Linked DNA regions of Mus musculus: regions 1 and 2 are each linked to region 3. A link is a loop called in an ENCODE intact Hi-C map of the cell type or tissue named here. Cell type or tissue: left cerebral cortex. All regions are shown on one strand.

The links. Peaks named below come from ENCODE experiments on the same cell type or tissue, not always from the same donor. Only the 100,000 strongest peaks of a DNase experiment are listed, where the experiment ranks them.
Region 1: it touches region 3 in a loop (3-fold over the local background); 21 of 42 quality-filtered maps call a loop at or near these places.
Region 2: a loop joins it to region 3, with 4 times the contacts of the local background. A loop is called at or near these places in 12 of 42 quality-filtered maps.

The regions. Positions count from the first base shown.
Region 1 is chr8:105,137,206-105,139,705 of GRCm38, reverse strand. Ces4a (carboxylesterase 4A) reads right to left here. Exons shown (of 14, transcript NM_146213.2): 2 at 1,533-1,734. Among named protein-coding and RNA genes, the nearest start is that of Ces4a, 6.7 kb to the right of the region's middle. In left cerebral cortex, a CTCF peak has its summit at 1,136 (motif pointing left); a DNase peak (open chromatin) is centred at 1,129.
Region 2 is chr8:104,653,884-104,656,383 of GRCm38, reverse strand. The region is part of intron 1 of 1700082M22Rik (a long non-coding RNA gene); the gene reads right to left. Among named protein-coding and RNA genes, the nearest start is that of 1700082M22Rik, 13 kb to the right of the region's middle. In left cerebral cortex, a CTCF peak has its summit at 1,222 (motif pointing left); a DNase peak (open chromatin) is centred at 1,226.
Region 3 is chr8:105,222,815-105,225,314 of GRCm38, reverse strand. It overlaps D230025D16Rik (RIKEN cDNA D230025D16 gene), which reads right to left and starts at 128. Exons shown (of 16, transcript NM_145604.3): 1 at 1-128. In left cerebral cortex, no CTCF peak of the experiment used is centred here; DNase peaks (open chromatin) are centred at 176 and 1,227; H3K4me3 peaks cover 895 bases; H3K27ac peaks cover 981 bases.

The DNA of each region.
Region 1 (2,500 bases), 86 kb after region 3:
CCCTCCCTCCATTTCTAGACAGGGTCTTCTATAATCTAGGATTGGCCTTGAACTCTTAACTCTTCTGCCTCTACCTCTCAAGTGCTAGTATAACAGGCATGTGCCATTGTGCCTGGCTCCATAGCTCTGTCTTTGATCTCCAAGATACAAACATCCCTTGTTCTGACAGTTTGTAGTGAGTTTCAATGACTGACACCCAAAAGTGTATACAATGGGCACCTGGGCACCCTCACTTCCAAACCCCAATCTTCAAGTTCCAAACAATGGTAACTCCATGTTCTGATGACGGGGATTCCAAACAATAGCTAGAGGAGGATCAGAATGCCTGGGGCTTGAGTTTATGTGTATAACATGTATTATATTCATAGTATAATATATATATTATATATATATAATATATAATATATATTATTTTATGTATATGTGTAATATAATACACAACATAAAATATATAACACACAACATACAACACATAACATATAGCACACAACATATACTATATACTATATACTATATACTATATACTATATACTATATACTATATACTATATACTATATACTATATACTATATACTATATACTATATACTATATACTATATACTATACACTATACACTATACACTATACACTATACACTATACACTATATACTATATACTATATACTATATACTATATACTATATACTATACACTATATACTATATACTATATATTCAAGCCCCAGTATATATTGCTTGAAATTGAGCCTGTACCTCACCCATGGTTGGCATAAAGCAAAACCACCCTTGTTCTCTAGTTGATCATGTCCTAAAAGTGGAACTCTTCCTAAAAATAGGCATTGAAGTGGAAGTTATAGGACTTTTTTCTTTTTAAAATACCACCTGACACTCAGATTCTAAACCCTGTGCTTTAACCCACTGATACTGAACATTGCTAATGATTGCCACACAATGTTCTGGACAGCTGATTATTCAGTAGCCTGAATAAACAGTAAATATATTTGTTTTGGCTGAACTGCCAAGCCTACGGAAAGGGCAATCCTTGTTCAAGTCTTGCTATGTGAAGGCTGGAGGCAGTAGCAAGACAATGGAATGTCAAAGCTGAAATAGCCCTTGAAGTGCTCACCTTGGAGCGCCCTCTGCAGGGAGTGTCTGGTAGTACCATGTGGGTTTGTTACGAAGCTGGAGCCCGTCCCTCATCCATCATCCATAGATGTGGGTTGTGGATGAGAACTGGTGGTGGGGTACATTTGGGAAATTCAGCTTCCCAGAAGGTCCTGTGGCATAGCCAGTTACCACATCTCGCTTGTCTAGATTTCCCTCACTTGAACTTGAACACTACGATCATTCCATTAATCGTAGATTAAACGCCATTTGGTCTAATCTCAGCGCAGAGGTTTGGAAACCGAAGCCAAGAATAGGTTCCAGGTTTGCTATAGTCACAGGGTGTTTCTAGTGAGATACTCTAGGCACTGGTCCGCTCTACCTTTCAGGCTTGCTCAGCTACCAGCCCACAGTCCTCTGGCACTTACGAAGGTGGGTAGGTGGTGGCATCTCTGATGCCGTTCCAGGGTAGCGGGGGCTCTGGAGGAGCAAACCTGCGGGTGCCCACCGGAGGTTTAGAGAAGGGGATCCCCAGGAAGACTTGGATGGGTGTGTCTCCCACATGCACTTGCTTTCCTTGGAGGATCCCGTGTTTGGTGATCAGGAGAGGTTCCTTGGTGTGCAAAGCACCTGGGAAGAGAAGAGGGACTGTCACTCTGTCTTCTTATGCTTCTCAACCATGGATGGGATTCTGGTACATCTGCCATGGAATCCATTCTCTCCTCCGTTCTCCTCTCTTTCTGCTCTTCCCCCGTCTCTCTCCAGAGTCTCACTACATAACTCAGGCTGGTTCTGAACTCATCATTCTTCTAACCCAGTCTCCCAAATGCTGGAATTGCAAAAGAGTGCCACCAGACTCGGGTAGCTGCTGCTGCTTGCTTTATATTGGTACATATACACATACACATACAATGCACATGCACCCACCTCCACTCACATATGCACATTCAATACACATAAAATAAACATATACATACATCATATACATATACAAATACACACATATATCAACAAATTTATTATTATTATTATTATTATTATTATTATTATCATCTGAGACAGGGTTTCTCTGTATAGCCCTGGCTGTCCTGGAACTCACTTTGTAGACCAGGCTGGCCTCGAACTCAGAAATCCGCCTGCCTCTGCCTCCCAAGTGCTGGGATTAAAGGTGTGCGCCACCACGCCCGGATCAATTATTATTTTTTAACTATTACAAAATCCTATGTTTATGAGTGTTTTGCATGTATGTACATCAGTGTACCATATGCAGAATAGGGTGTTGGGTCCTCTAGAGCTGGAACTACAGACAACCGTAGGCTGCCATGTTGGTGCTGGGAATAGAATCTGGCTTTTTTTTTGCAAGAGCAGCCAGTGCTCTTAGCTGCTGAGCCAGCTC
Region 2 (2,500 bases), 570 kb after region 3:
GTGAGTACATGTGTGTGAGTATATGTGTGTGAATGTGTATGTTGTGTGTGTGAGAATGTGTGTGTGTGTGTGTGTGTGTGTGAATGTGTATGTTGTGTGTGTGAGAATGTGTGTGTGTGTGTGTGTGTGTGTGTGTGTGTGTGTGTGTGTAGATCAGGGAAGCATCTGAAATGGCATAACTACTACACTCCCATTCGATATAATCAGATTTAAGACCCATAACCAAAAGCTTTGGCAAAGACTTGGAACAACTGATACAGACACACAATGGCTAGAGGAGAGCTAAAATAATCACGTGGTGCATGGGGTAGGAGGCAAACTGGCATTTTCTCTGAAAGTTAAAGATGTGTGCCCTATGACTTAACAGTTCTACTCTCTGGACGTTAACCTGAAGAAACAAGTGAATGTGATTACACCGTTAGGGATCCTGTTTACCTGTTTATGTTTGTTTTGTTTTATTTTGTTTTGAGGCAGAGTCTCTTTAACATAGCCCTGGCTGTCTGGGAACTCACTATGTAGATCAGGCTAGCCCAGACTCACAGATCTGACTGCCTCTGCCTCCTCAGTGCTGGGATTAAAGGCCTGCACCACCTCTCCCAGCTCCATGTCTTGTCTGAAATAGCCCAAACCAGAAGTCGCTCAGATGCATACCAACAGATGAGTGGGTAACAGGGCAGTGTGTTCACTCGAAACCAAAGGGCAATGACATTTGAATCTCAAAGGCATTGTGCTCAGGGACAGAACCTTCCACATGTGATTCTTTTCTGTGATAGAGGAGTCAAAGCTCTGGTGTTTCTGAACTATATTCCATTTCTAAACTTTAGCTCCAGAAAGTAGTTAGTTGGTTGCCTGGGAACAGGGCTCAGGTCAATGCTTAATGGAAAAGAGCACAGAGAAACAACTTTTTTTATGCAGAAAATAACAAATGTTCTCTCTATTTGGAGTGGATGTGGTTTCAGGCATCATTTTTTATTCCAATCTACTAAGCTATGAAGGTAAGTGGGTGAATTTGAATGCATACTTATCATTTGACATTAAAGATCTACAAAAATAAGCCAATTACTGAGATCTAAAGGGTGCCTGCTGAAACTCTTGATGAAGTGTCCTGTTCATCTGCTGAAATGTGCTTGCAACCAGCAACGCATTCAGGCTCCAGCAGGGGCATCAGGTGATCGTCATCTCCCTGTGCTCAAAGGTTGGCTAGCACCTAAACCCTTGTGGAACTTTATCTTTGTCTGCCCTCTAGTGTCCAAGGTGAGTAATGCAAGAATCCTTGCTTCATGATGTCCTATGGTTAGTCTTCAACTCCGTGAATGAAAAACCCTTTGTATTAAAAGTCTTGGAAAGATCAGGAATTCAAGGCAAATACCTAAGCATAACAAAAGCAATATACAGCAAACCAACGGCCAACATCAAATTAAATGGTGAGAAACTTGAAGCAATCCCACTAAAATCAGGGATAAGACAAGGCTGCCACTTTCTCCCTAGTTATTCAATATAGTGCTCAAAGTTCTAGCTAGACCAATTAGACAACAAGAGGAAGTCAAAGCGATACAAACTGGAAAGGAAAAAGTCAAGTGTACTGGCTGGTTTTGTGTGTCAACTTGACACAAGCTGGAGTTATCATCACAGGGAAAGGAGTCTCCTTTAAGGAAATGCCTCCATGAGATCCAGCTGTAAGGCTTTTTCTCAGTTAGTGGTCCCTGGGGAAGGGCCCATTGTGGGTGGTGCCATCTCTGGGCTGGTAGTCTTGGGTTCTATAAGAAAGCAAGCTGAGCAAGCCAGGGGAAGCAATCCATTAAGCAGCACCCCCTTCATGGCCTCTGCATCAGCTCCTACCTGAGAGTTCCTGCCCTGTGTGAGTTTGTGTCCTGACTTACATTGGTGATGAACAGCAGTGTGTAAGTGTAAGCTGAATAAACCCTTTCCTCCCCAACTTGCTTCTTTGTCATGATGTTTTGTGTGAAGGAATACAAACCCAGACTGAGACATCAAAGTATCACTATTTGTGGATGATATGATAGTATACATAAGCAACCCCAAAAATTTTACCAGAGAACTCTTACTCATGATAAACAACTTCAGCAAAGTGGCTGGATATAAAATTAACTCAAACATATCAGTAGCCTTCCTCTACACAAAGGATAAATGGACTGAGAAGAATATAGGGAAACAACACCCTTCTCAATAGTCACAAATAATATAAAATATCTTGGTGTGACTCTAACCAAACAAGTGAAAGATCTGTATAGCAAGAACTTTAAGTCTCTGAAGAAAGAAATCAAAGATGACTTCAGGAGATGGAAAGATCTGCCATGTTCATGGATTGGTAGGATTAACATAGTAAAAAATCTTACCAAAAGCAATCTACAGATTCAATGCAATCCCCATCAAAATTCCAACTCAATTCATCACAGAAATAGAAAGAGCAATTCTCAAATTCGTCTGGAGTAACAAAAAACCCAGGATAGGGAAACCAATTCTCAACAATAAAAGATCT
Region 3 (2,500 bases):
CCGGCTCTCCACTCGGTTCCGGGCGGCGACGGCAGCACGAACACAACAACACACTTCACCTCCCTTCAACCTCCCGGGCAGCAGCCCCGGCAGGAGAGGCTGTAGCAACAGCAGCGCCCAGAGCAACTGCAGCAAAAGTGGCGTGCCGGGCCGTAAAGCGTGGCAAAGGCGGGGCTAAATCATGAAGGCGGGGCTTGAGGCGGAGTCGCGCACGCGCAAACTCTGGATCAGAGGCCAGACCCGCGCGGGTAGAGCTGGAGGGAAGAGCAGCTGCTTTAGAACTTAGGGGCCACATTCCAGAGGTCCTGAAACTGCACAGCGCACCATATATGCCTACGCAAGAAAAGGCACAAGGCGGGAAACATGTCACACAAAAATAAAGTCTTCCGTCTGCACACTTGTCCCACTAATCTGCACTAGGAACAAAACGGACAGGAAGGACCCAGTCCCAGAGACTCACGGCCCCGCGGACCATTATCAAGCTTGTCACGTACTGACGCTGGCTGCCACTGCCTAAATTGTTCAGAAACCTACTCTCCTTGGACCCAGTGGTCTCTGAGCAGGGTCCACCTCAGAGTCGAGGATGTATGAGTCCGTTGGCAAGGGTTAGAGCGAGAGGATTTGAGTTAGAAGGCTGAAGAGTTCCGGGCCAGGTCTCATTTCCAGAAATGCTCAACCTAGGGAATACTTTCTAAGCACAGAGGCTGCCTCCTGCAGCTCCGCCTGGAGTCACCATTGCTGCTTGCCAATGCTTTATGGTAGTGACTAAAGCTCTTAAGTGTTCTGTGCCTCCGTTTCCAGTGAGTAGAAGAGGGGCTCCTCTAGTTATTCAGCCAGAATTTTCGGCTTGCTTGCTCTAGGGCACCCTAAAATTAAAAGGCAGCTGAGGCCTCTTTTGATGACAAGACCTCACACCCTCAGTCTCATTTTATAGACGAATAAATGAGGCACAAGGAGGGTAAAGACTTTACCCAAGCTTCCTTGATCCTAGGCAGCAAAGCTCGATTCCCATTATGTTTCCTAAGGGTAGTATTTAGCAGGGAACTAAGTGACAGACTAAATACTCAAACTGGCTATAAAGAAGCCTAACAGTGGATACGTCACAAAATTTCAAGTCAGTGCTATGGGATTAAACAAAATAAAATAAAAATAGTAGAACGTCTTTGAGAAGCATTGCTGCACGCCAAAACAACTGGGTCACTGGGCTGTCTGTCCAGTGGGAAAGTGGCTGCAGAAACGCTGACGTGTGTAGCTAGCTATGTTTAGAGGCTGGGTGTGCTGATTTGTGCCTGCTTGGAATCCCAGCAGTTGGGAGTGAGGCAGTAAAGAAGTTCAAGGTTAGGCCAGCCTGGTCTACAAAGTGAGCTCAGGACAGCCAGGGCTATACAGAGAAACCCTGTCTCGAAAAACAAAAAACAAAAAACAAACAAACAAAAAAAGAAGTTCAAGGTCGGGCTGGAGAGATGGCTCAGCTGTTTAGAGAAGTCAGTGCTCTTCCAGAGGTCCTGAGTTCAATTCCCAGCAACGACATGGTGGCTCACAACCATCTGTAATGGGATCTGATGCCCTCTTCTGGGGTGTCTGAAGACAGCTGTGGTGTACCCATACACATAAAAACAAGCATAACTTAAAAAAAAAAACGTTCAAGGCCATGCTGGGCTACAAAATGAGTTCAAGGCCAACTTGAGATAAAGTAGACGCTGGCTCAAAACAAAACAAAAGAAGGTGGACCCTTCCCCCACCAACTTTCTAAATTGAATTCTAATGCAAAGCAGAGTAGGAATAGTTATATGCTAACAATAACCAAGCAAGCAAGCACCAAACACTAGCTTTTATTTATGAGGAGGGGAAAGGGTCTGGGTTCTGAATAGGGATGCGGTAGGCTGAGCGGAATCTCAGGAAAAGAAAGACAAAGTCCCAGGCTTCTAAATAGGAAGAAAAACGATTTTTAAAGTTTGGATAAGCCACAAAACTGGGAATAATATTGAAGCAACTCCTAGGAGACTCCCAGTTGGTGTAGTGTGTAGTGATTTCTGTGAATTCAGGATGTTATCTTTGCTTATTTAAATGTGACCCATTCAAATTTTGTCCTAAGTAAAAGAAGCTTTGAGCTGGGTATGGCGGTGCACTCCTTTAATCCCAGCACTCGGGAGGAAGAGGCAGGCAGATTTCTGAGTTTGAGGCCTGTCTGGTCTACAAAGTGAGTTCCAGGAAAGCCAGGTTATACAGAGAAACCCTGTCTCCATAAACAAAAACAAAACAAACAAACAAAACAAAATAAGAAGCTTTGAATAGCCGAAAAGCTATTGGCAGAAGCAACAGAAGCAAATTCCAGGCTAGCCTGATCTACATAGTGAGTTTCAGGAGATCCAAGGCTACCTAGAGATCCTGTCTCAAAACAAAAACAAAGTCATGAACAAACAAACAAACAAACAAACAAACAAACAAACAAACCACTCAATGAATATTAGCGAAGAAGCTTAATTCCAGAGGATGCCTT